Regions from separate parts of the Homo sapiens genome. Here region 1 is linked to region 2. Evidence: read pairs that join two places in POLR2A ChIA-PET (ENCODE). Cell type or tissue: MCF 10A. All regions are shown on one strand.

What was found. Peaks named below come from ENCODE experiments on the same cell type or tissue, not always from the same donor. Only the 100,000 strongest peaks of a DNase experiment are listed, where the experiment ranks them.
Region 1: POLR2A ChIA-PET joins it to region 2 with 5 read pairs; 2 of 35 experiments call an interaction of 5 or more read pairs at or near these places.

What each region holds. Positions count from the first base shown.
Region 1 is chr7:38,900,793-38,905,792 of GRCh38, reverse strand. The region is part of intron 1 of VPS41 (VPS41 subunit of HOPS complex); the gene reads left to right. Among named protein-coding and RNA genes, the nearest start is that of VPS41, 5.9 kb to the left of the region's middle. In MCF 10A, no CTCF peak of the experiment used is centred here; no DNase peak of the experiment used is centred here.
Region 2 is chr7:38,671,446-38,676,445 of GRCh38, reverse strand. No RefSeq gene overlaps it. Among named protein-coding and RNA genes, the nearest start is that of AMPH, 43 kb to the right of the region's middle. In MCF 10A, no CTCF peak of the experiment used is centred here; a DNase peak (open chromatin) is centred at 2,465.

The DNA of each region.
Region 1 (5,000 bases), 230 kb before region 2:
CAAAAAAACCCCCAAAAATGGAGAAAATAACTGTTCTATTGAACTTTTTAGAAAACTTGGCATACATTTTTTTCTTGGTATCATGTATCATAAATGCCAGTAATCTCCAGGATTAGCAACACAAAACTAAATGTCTCCACATTATCTTTCGTGAGTGTTGTTTCTTTGGTGATTGCTCCCCTCCCCATTTATTTTCAGAAGAACCAAAATAGTGACATCTGCACTGAGTTATTGTGGTATAAAACAGCTCAGAGGATCTGAAACTAAAACCACTTTTTAGGTATGAATGAAAATTTTTTTATAAGTCACTGGGAAATTCTTGCTTTTGCCTAATATGGTAAAGGTAGTTGTCAAAAGTAACTACATATATATTTTATAGTTTACAGAAAAAATGAATACCCTGCATTCTGCCTGGAAATCTTCTAACCAGCAGTTTTGCTTAGCTCCAAAACGATTTATAGTTGACCTTCATATTCACAGATGCCCAACAGTATTTGTCCATATCTTTCTTATGAATAACATTCTGCTTGAAGTCTGGTTGTTTGTGTATTTGTCTTATCTCTCCTAGAGATTGCTGAGTCCTCAAGAATAAGAACAAGAACTTACTCATGTCTGTATCTTCCACAGGGCTAGTGCTTTATAGGTACTAAGTGTTTAGTAAAGTGTTTAAATGAATTTATTAGGGGGAAAATAGCATTTCAAATTGTCAAATTGTATATTAGTAGGATTTGCGTGAAATTATTTTATCTTACTTGCACCTTTTTTAAGTTATTAATTCAGATGTAATGTGGATTACATCTATACTATAATGTAGGTTACATTCTATACTTTCTTTACTCTTGCCTGCTCCCCAGGTACCCTTTGATCTTCCTAATCAACCAACCTGGACCCTGGTCCATTAAAGTATTTCCACGATTAGACCATCTATTTCTTAATCAAGTAGGAGAGTTTCTACTTTGAATTCTCCTTCTGCATTTTAGAAATTAGGGGAATTCTGTCCTTATTGTAGATCACTTATGGATTATTAGATGTCATATTTGTCATGTATATCCCCATGTGATTATGTTACAATAAAAATCAAATCAATACAAATTTGAGTGCTTCGATTTTCTTGCCTGTAACTGGGAATTTTACTCTCTAAAACTTTTGTGAGTATGAAGTATGTTAAAACTTTTGTGAATATAAAGTATGTTAAAGTGGCTAGGTTGAAATGGTTGTATAAATAAGACAGAGGTTAATCATCGAAACCTGGACTTGGCTTACGTATGCACAATTCTCTTTTCTTACAGTTTGGCTAAGATAGATATTTTAAAGGCAGTGTTACTACTAACTAAAGGAAAAACAAAACCCAAACAAGAAGTTTTAAAAGTATAGAATCAGACAGATTTTAGAGGGTGCACTCTTTCCCATCATGTAACTAAAATGTAGTCACAGATTAGTTTTGCTGGACTAGCGGATTGCTTTGTTAGTTTTTCCACTTATCTTCACCTGAATTGGTCGGCTAGAGGCCACTTCACTAGCTGATTATTAGTAGCCTCCGCCGCGCCCACATTAACACCTTGGAGAGAGGACACTCATCAGATCAGGGGCTTCTGTGTCTCATGCTACTTCCCATTCATGGCTGTGCAGTCCCCTGTTGCCTTTGTTTCTTCTTGATGCCTGGGCCTCCTTATGGTTTTTTTGTTTTTGTTTTTGTTAAAAATGGCTTGTGATTCCAGGCTCTTATTTTAAACCTACTGAATCAGAGTCTGTGCAGATGGAGTGTGTTAGTGGGTATTAGCTAATTCCCCAAACTGAGTTTTGATGATTCTCATGCAAAGGCAGATTTGGGACTGGGTCACCTGGTTACCAAGTTTGCCCTCTTTTCCACGCTGGGGCACACGTCAAGATTTTTCTTCATTTGCAGAATAAGATGAGTGCAGTAGCTGAGCCCAGTAGGCTGAATGGGCTTGGTAACCTGAGTCCTCATCTTTACTACTCAACCAGCCTAGTCCCTGAGTGTCTAAAGCTGGCCACAACTCCTTTGAGGTTTTTTAAATTGAAGCTCTGTGACAACAGGGATATCACATACATACCACACAAAATATTTCCTCCTTCCTGTGCCTATATCAGACAGTGCCTATATCAGAACTCTCTTTCTCATTATGCTCAGCTAGGGCGCATAGTTTGTTGGGAAGACAGAGAAGGTGGCAGTACCTCAGTGAGTGTTCACATGTACCTCCAGGCATAGATGGAGATAGATGATTTCTTGGAGCCTGGTCTCTGCTCTTTTTTTTCCTGCAACACAGACCCAGGTGAGCCCTCCTGCAAAGTTTGGAGTGGCCTTCCTTAGGCCCCAGGCTACCATTTCTCCCCCAAATTCTGTTTTTCTTCCCCAACAGTATGTGGGCACTTACAATTCTGAGGACTTCACAACCCAGGCAAGTCCTGGATCCTCTCTGTCCTGGGCTGACAGTCTTCCTTTTCACCACTCCTGACCTCTGAGGCCAGCTGGGCCAAGCCTTCTCCCAGGCCATTGTCATAGGGTTCTATGCTGATGGGAGGATTAGGGATGGGGGCTGGTTGAAAGCCTGTATGAGAGAAGTCTTCTAGGAGCCCAAGGAATTGTTGGAATTGCTGCATTTGTTGGAAGGTGCTACCTTCCTGCAGTTCCCTTTCTGTAACTGTCCTACAGTTCATAAGCTAATAATTCAGACATGAGTCTGGAGAAAATATGCTTGGTATTGCTCATAAGGGAAAGGCAACATATGGAGGAGGAAGAATTTGTTTTAGATTGGCAGCTTGTCTCATCATCATCACCAGCAACATGTTTTTCCAGTAGGATACTGGGAGACAAAGAAGGCAAAGCCTTTGGGTTTATCCACAGCATATTTAAAATGAGAACTTGTAGGACAAGGCAGTTAATATTAGGTGCTAGCTGAGGGGTACGGGAAGAAACGTAAAAACCAAGCTCTGATATTGAAGAGAGAGTGAATGTCCTCAGGCTGAGTGCCTGGCAACCTCTCCCTGGGGTATCCCTGAGAGACCCACTGAGCCTGTAGAGCATTCCATCAGGATGAGTGCAGGATGGGGCCAGGGGCCTTCTAAATGGAGGGAGTGACATGAGGAAAGTGCAGAGCAGGCAGCACAAACTCAGGCAGGCAGGGGGTGGTGCACATGAGCAGGCGTGCCTTGGTGTCAGAAATTGGGAGTGGTGGGGGTGGTGGAGTGCATTCTGTCCTGGGTGTAACCGCTCAGCTGCAACTGATGGTATGTGGAAGTGTGGATCTTATGTAGACATACAGTCAGGAGTACAGGTTTTTATATGGAAGCTTTTTTAAAAACACCACCTAGGCCAAACAAAACACCTGCAGGCCATATCCAGACCCCAGGCCACTGATTTGCCACTTGTGGCACAGAGATATAAGCAATATCTCGGCGAGGGGTCCTCCAGTGTGGCTGGAGGGTCACAGGTTTGTGGAGAGAGTGGGGAGTGAGGCTAAAGGTCTGTTGGGGGCCAGACTGGGAAGGACTTTGACTACTTTGCTGGGGAATCTGAAAGCTATTCTTCAGGCTGGAGCACTACTGAGGGTTGTTTGAGGAGGGCAGTGGCCGTCTGGTCTGTGCTTTGGGAAGATAATCCTGATGGCAGGTGATGAGTACATTAGAGAGGCCACATGTCAAGGCACAGAAATCACACAGTAAAGCTGTTTGGGTAGGTGGTTGGGCTTAAGGGATTGGTTTGCAAAAGAAAGGTAAAATGAAATGTTTCTGAGTTTAACTGTCAATCCGTTACCCAGAATTGGCTCAGATAGACATTTGTGTCACTGGGTATCTTCCAGCCTATCACTTTTGCTTTGATCAACAGCACTTTATTATAGTAAAATACACATAGCATAAAATTACCATTTTAACCATTAAAAAAGTTGAAAACATTTTTTTTTGTAGAGACAGGATCTTTCTGTGTTGCCCACACTGGTCTCAAATTCCCTGGCCTTAAGCAATCCTCTTGCCTTAGCCTCCCAAAGTGCTGGGATTACAGGTGTGAGCCACCCCCACCTTAACCATTTTTAAGTGTATGATTCAGTGGCATTAAATACACTCACATTGTTGTGCAACCATCACCACTGCTGTAGTTGTGATGTTTGTCCACCTAAAATCTCATGTTCCCCAGTATTAGAGGTGGGAGATCTAATGGGGGCAGATCTCTCACGATGGCTTGGTCCCATCCTTGAAATAGTGAGTTCTCTTTCTATTAGTTCCCAAGAGAGCTGGTTGTTAAAAAGAGCCTGGCACCTCCCCATTGCCCTCTTTTGCTTCCTGTCTTGCCATGTGATCTCTGCATATGCCAGCTACCCTTCAACCTACTGCCATGAGTAGAAGCAGCCTGAGGCCCTCATCAGAAGCAGATGCTGGTGCCGTGCTTCTGGTACAGACTGCAGAACCGTGAGCCAAATAACGCTCTTTTCTTTATAAATTAACCCGCCTTAGTTAGGTATTCCTTTAGAGCAACACAAATGTACTAAGACAACCACTCTGCCTCTCTAGAACTTTTAATCATCACAAACTGAAACTCTGTACCCATTTAACAGTAACTCCCCACTACATCCTCCCTCTGCCTTTGGTAACCTCTGTTTTACTTCTGTGTTATATAAGTGGAATCATGCAATATTTGTCCTTTTGTGTCTTGCTTATTTCACTTTGAAAACAGCATAATTTATAACTTACATTTCAGGATTTGAAGTTAGATTCTTTAAATGAGAGTGTGAAGCTAAAAAAAAAGTTTGAAAACCACTGACTCATTCTCAAATTGTTACCTTTCTCAAAGTTCAGCCTTCTTGGATTTCTTAATGAGGACATTTACTTTACGTCTTCTTTGCCTTTCTCTCTCTAGCATATTAATTAGAGGGCTTGATGAATGAATGAAGCTAAGAAATAACAGACCAGCCTAATTCTTGACATCACTCATGCATTGCTTTGGTAGGATTGTGGAAACAAGTTTTTTTTGAGATCGCCTGTCT
Region 2 (5,000 bases):
TTTGGAAAAAAATCAAATCATTTTAAAGGATAAGTTTTTTAGAAAAATATCAGTGGCAGAGAACAGATGTGGCTGAGAAGCAGATTACAGTAAGTGAATATGTACTAACAATCATCATTTTGCTTACATTATTTTAAATGCTCAAACAATATAAAAGTTTTCAAAAAATTTTATTTCATGTACATGAGACTGTGTTATTTTTATTTGTTAGAAATTAATTTATTTTTAAAAATAGGTTTCAGAGAACTATTTTATAAACTTATCATCATAAAACTATTTGAGGGTCAGTGAATATTTCAATTTATATACCCCATTTAATTTAGCAAACTTCTTTGGTCTCAAAAGCATTCTTGTTTAGATGATAAATGATAGGCTTAGCTGTTTATGACATTGGCATGCTCCTTGTTTGGTTATTGATCCTTGGCCCCTCCAGAGGGAATGCTGGAGAAAGAAAGGATGAGGAGTGGGTTGTGAATTCTGCCTTGCTGGTGCCTGGCCAAGTAAGGACACCGGCAAAACCAGCACTTGAGGATCAGCGTACTTCAGGGGAGGCCCACTTGTCACTATGCAGTGAGTGGTGGAGGCTGATGGGTGGCTGCGGCTGTGATGAGATTATTGGGAAATGAGATTCTCTTAGTTCCACTTAAGAATGCCTTCAAAACAAGGCAGAGCTTCCAACAGGCCTTCAGGCGGCCGTGGGGAGAATGTTGTTTTGCTATCACAGCTTGTTTTCCCCTTTAATCTGTTTCTCAGCCAGGAGAGCACACAGGGACATTAAACTACAAAAAGCAGCTACAATACACATCCGCCTTGGAGCTCAAGTGTGTGACATTCAGGGCTTTCGGCTCATTAGTGTTGCACAGAGGCAGGTGGCCCTGGATCTGTATCCCCAGATTGTGTCTGCAGAGCCAAGAAAGGAGCCGTGGGGAGACTCACTTCTTGGCTTCATTTGGCTTGTGCAGTCTTGGATTTACCTCCTCCTTCTCTTCATGTATCCGCTTGACTTGGGGTTGCTGATTATTTAACCCTTTAGTGTGTTCAAAATTTCATGAATCAAACTGTGGTTTCAGTCACTATGGGTGATGGAATTTATTTTATCAAGAAACAGATGAAGGTGCCTAGGGACTTATTATACAAGGACTATGTCATTCTGAGTCAAGGTGCATTCTGATCAATTGTATTCTCGTAGGTTAAATATTTTAACTTTCGTCCTTAGATGCTTCTGTGGGAGCATTCTAGTCTTACACAGTTGAACTCAGAAGTGGTCCTGTGACTTTCACTAACCAATGAAATAAGGGCAGATGCAATGCATGTTACTCACAGAGAAGCTTTCAGAGTCAGCACGTGATTCTCTGTGTCTCGTTTCTCTCTGCCCCAGCAACTGGCAATATTTCAGGTGGAGGCTGCTTCACTAGCTGGTCCAAAAATGAAGATGGCATGCAACAGAAGCAACTCACAAAAGACATACAATGTGAGTGAAAAATAACCTTTATCTTGCAAGTCCCTAAGATGTGCAGTGTAGCTTAGCCTGTCCTGACTCATGTGTAAATATTATAAAGTCAAAGTCTAGAAGCAAAATGTAGGTGTGCCTGGACACTTTGCTTATGGGAATCAGGGCTGCTCAGAGAGGCAGGGAAGAGGAGAAAAAGCCCAGTTAAAGTCAAGCCAGGGTGAAGCACAGCAATGTAGTCCCAGCCTGGGTCAGATGATGGGGTAATGGGAAGATGTTTCCTAGATAAAATTACCTCATTTAGATATGAAGAAGTGCAGAAGTGGGTAGAATTTGTTTGTGAAATAGATGTTCTCAAATGGACTGAGAACTTGTTCTACGTGTATATTTCATACTGGGGAGAACCCCAGAAGGTAAATTATGGATGATTATGTTAAGAAAAGAAATGTTTAATTCCAAAAGCAAAAATAAAAGAAGTAGAGAGCAGTCTGGTCCAGTATCCAGTGTTAGCCTTACATTTGCTAGAAAGAAAGTAGGACCAGCTGACAAGCTGGCCAATTTTTAAACTCAGCTGGGACTGCTTGAAGAGAGCAAGAAACAACAGAAGGAATCTGGGCTCTAGAAACACATCCCAATATCATAAGAAAGGAGTTGTCAGAAAGACGGCTTTCTCCTGCTGCAGAAGGCACCCAAGATATTCCAAAATTAGAATTATTTAAGAATCTGATGCCTTGCTTTGCTGTTTCTGACATCAGGACTGCCCCTGGAGTAATGGAGGTCTCAGTGTGGCCCAAATGGGTAAGGATAAGGAGTACAGGGAAACACAAGAAACACTTTAGCTGATGCTTTATGACACTGGCCCTCCTCATCTCTATTAGCAAAAGTGGCACTTCAGTTTCTGTTCTGCTACTCTCCCTTGTGGACATGATTTTGGCACATGGTGTTTGTATGGGGAAAGAGAGGATGTGACTAATAGGGCAGATCTGGGAAATCCTATGGCTGATCCTTTAACTCAGAATGGACATTTGCAGTCACGTGTTGCTGAACAACAGGAATACGTTCTGAGAAATGTGTTGTTAGGCAATTTTGTCATTGTGCAAGCATCCTAGAGTGCACTTACACAGACCTAGATGGTGTAGCCTACTACACACCTGGGTACATGGTATGGCCTATTGCTCCTAGGCTGAAAACCTGCGCAATATATTACTGTATTGAATATCATAGGCAACTGTTAACACAATAGCATTTGTGTATCTAAGCATATCTAAAGATAAAAAAAGTGCAGTAAAAATTAAGCACAAAGTATAAAAACGGTACGCCTGTATAGGGCACTTACCACGAATGGAGCTTGCAGGACTGGAAGTTGCTCTGGGGAGTCAGTGAGTGAGTGGTGAGAGCATGTGAAGGCCTAGGACATTACTGCAATTTATAATTGCAAATTGTAAACACTGTGCATTTAGGCTACACTAAATTGATAAAAATATATTTCTCTTTCTTCACTAATAGATTAACCTTAACTTACTGTAACTTTCTTACTTTATAAACTTTATTATTTTTTTTTTTTTGAGATGGAGTCTTGCTCTGTCACTAGGCTGGAGTGCAGTGGTGCAATCTCGGCTCACTGCAACCTCTGCCTCCCTGGTTCAAGTGATTCTCCTACCTCAGCCTCCCCAGTAGCTGGGATACAGGCGCCTGCCACCATGCCCAGCTAATTTTGATATTTTTAGTAGAGAGGGGGTTTCACCATGTTGGCCAGGTTGGTCTCAATCTCTTGACCTCGTGATCCACCCGCCTCAGCCTCCCAAAGTGCTGGGATTACAGGGTGAGCCACCGCACCAGGCCAACTTTAATTTTTTGATTCTTGACTCTTGTAATAACATGTAGCTTAAAACACAAACACATTGTAAAGCTCTACAAAAATATTTTCTTTATAACTATTCTTTAAGCTTTTTTCTATTAAAATATTTTTACCTTTTAAACTTTTAAAATTAAGTATGAAGGTCCACACACATTAGCCTAGGCCTACCCAGGGTGAGGATCAATACATCACTAGGTAATAGGAAGTTTTCAGCTCCATTATAATCTTATGGGACCACTGTCCTAGATGCAGTCTGTTGTTGACTGAAATGTTGTTTTGCAGTGCACGACTGCAACTGAATCAACCTCAACCAATGACAGGATTCGAGGGGTGAGCAGGAGTGATGGGTGTGTCTTAAAGGCAACTTTCAAAGAAATGAGCACATCACTAGGGAGATCCAGGGTGTGGCTGGAATAAACTGAGAACTGTTCGGGACAGTTTGTGGTAGGCGTGATAGGATGCACAGACAGCAGAGGAAAAGCTTGAGCAGCCTAAAGGGAGTGTGTGAGTTCTATCTGAGGCCCTGCCCAGCAACGTGGATTAAGATGAGCTGGCACCCAATGAAGAAGTGGGAGTGATAGATGGGCTTCAAAAAAGGCAATGCTCCTGCTTTGTGGGAAGATGTGAATTGCTGATAATTTGAAACAAAAAATGGTGAGTTCTGCTTTCTCTTCCCCTGTGACTAATGCTTTCATACATATACATGTGTGTGCACATGGCCACACGTGGACACACACGAGACACACAAAACCAAGGACTGACGTGACAAACATGACAAAGCTGGCAATGGTGAGCAGGTTGGTTTTGAGATGAAAGGACCTGGGGAGGGTAAACGCACCAGAAGAGCTGCTGGCTGGCCCGTCAAGGTAAAGATATGGGGCTATGCTGGAAGAGTTGGAAGATGAGGAAAAGTTTGGGGAACAGGATTTTGGAGGCAGGGAAGAGCATCATGCCCTGCCCCCTTGCCCTGTCCCCTGTCGGTCCCCTGGGATTGTTGGAAGGCTTCTTCTGCTTTCAAAGGTCTGCACCTGCACGTCTTGCAGGGGACTTCCCCATGCTCTCAGAGTTGCCTTCTCTGCAGGAGCTCAGAGTTCCAGGTGGCTGGGAGCTGGTGCCCCACCTGATGGCCCTTTACCAATGACTAGTGGGTGTGGGTGTGGAGTTGGGAAGAAGACTGCCTGCTCCCTGCCTCAGGTCCAGGCATCTCTGAGGCTCATTTATACTCCAAAGTTCACCTGAGGGGTCAGGCTGCAGCCATCCTCCCCACGAATCTGCCCGAAAGCTCACCCTGGCTTGCCTTCTTCCCCTTTGCCTCCCATTCCCCACCCTCACTCCCCTACTGGTTTATTTCCTTTTTATTTCTGAAAGCATTTTCTTAATAAATCATGTGCATCCAATTCTTCATCTCCGAGTGTTCTTTTGGGGAATCTGTCTGAAGACAATCGAGGATTTGCTTCTTGATGGGGTTTGTTTTGTGAGAGATGGAATCTGCAGCAGCCCGTGCTGCTCGGACAAAGTGATCTCAAGCTGTAGGGCGCACCAGGCGCTGGAATGCAGGAGGAAGTGGTTATGTTTCCAGAGGGTCACCCAATGATGAGGCTGGAGGAGGGCCCACCTAGGTACCTGAAAGTAGTCTAACTGCCACACACAAAAAAAAACAACGCTGGGCACATTTAGGGTGAAGGAGCTGAG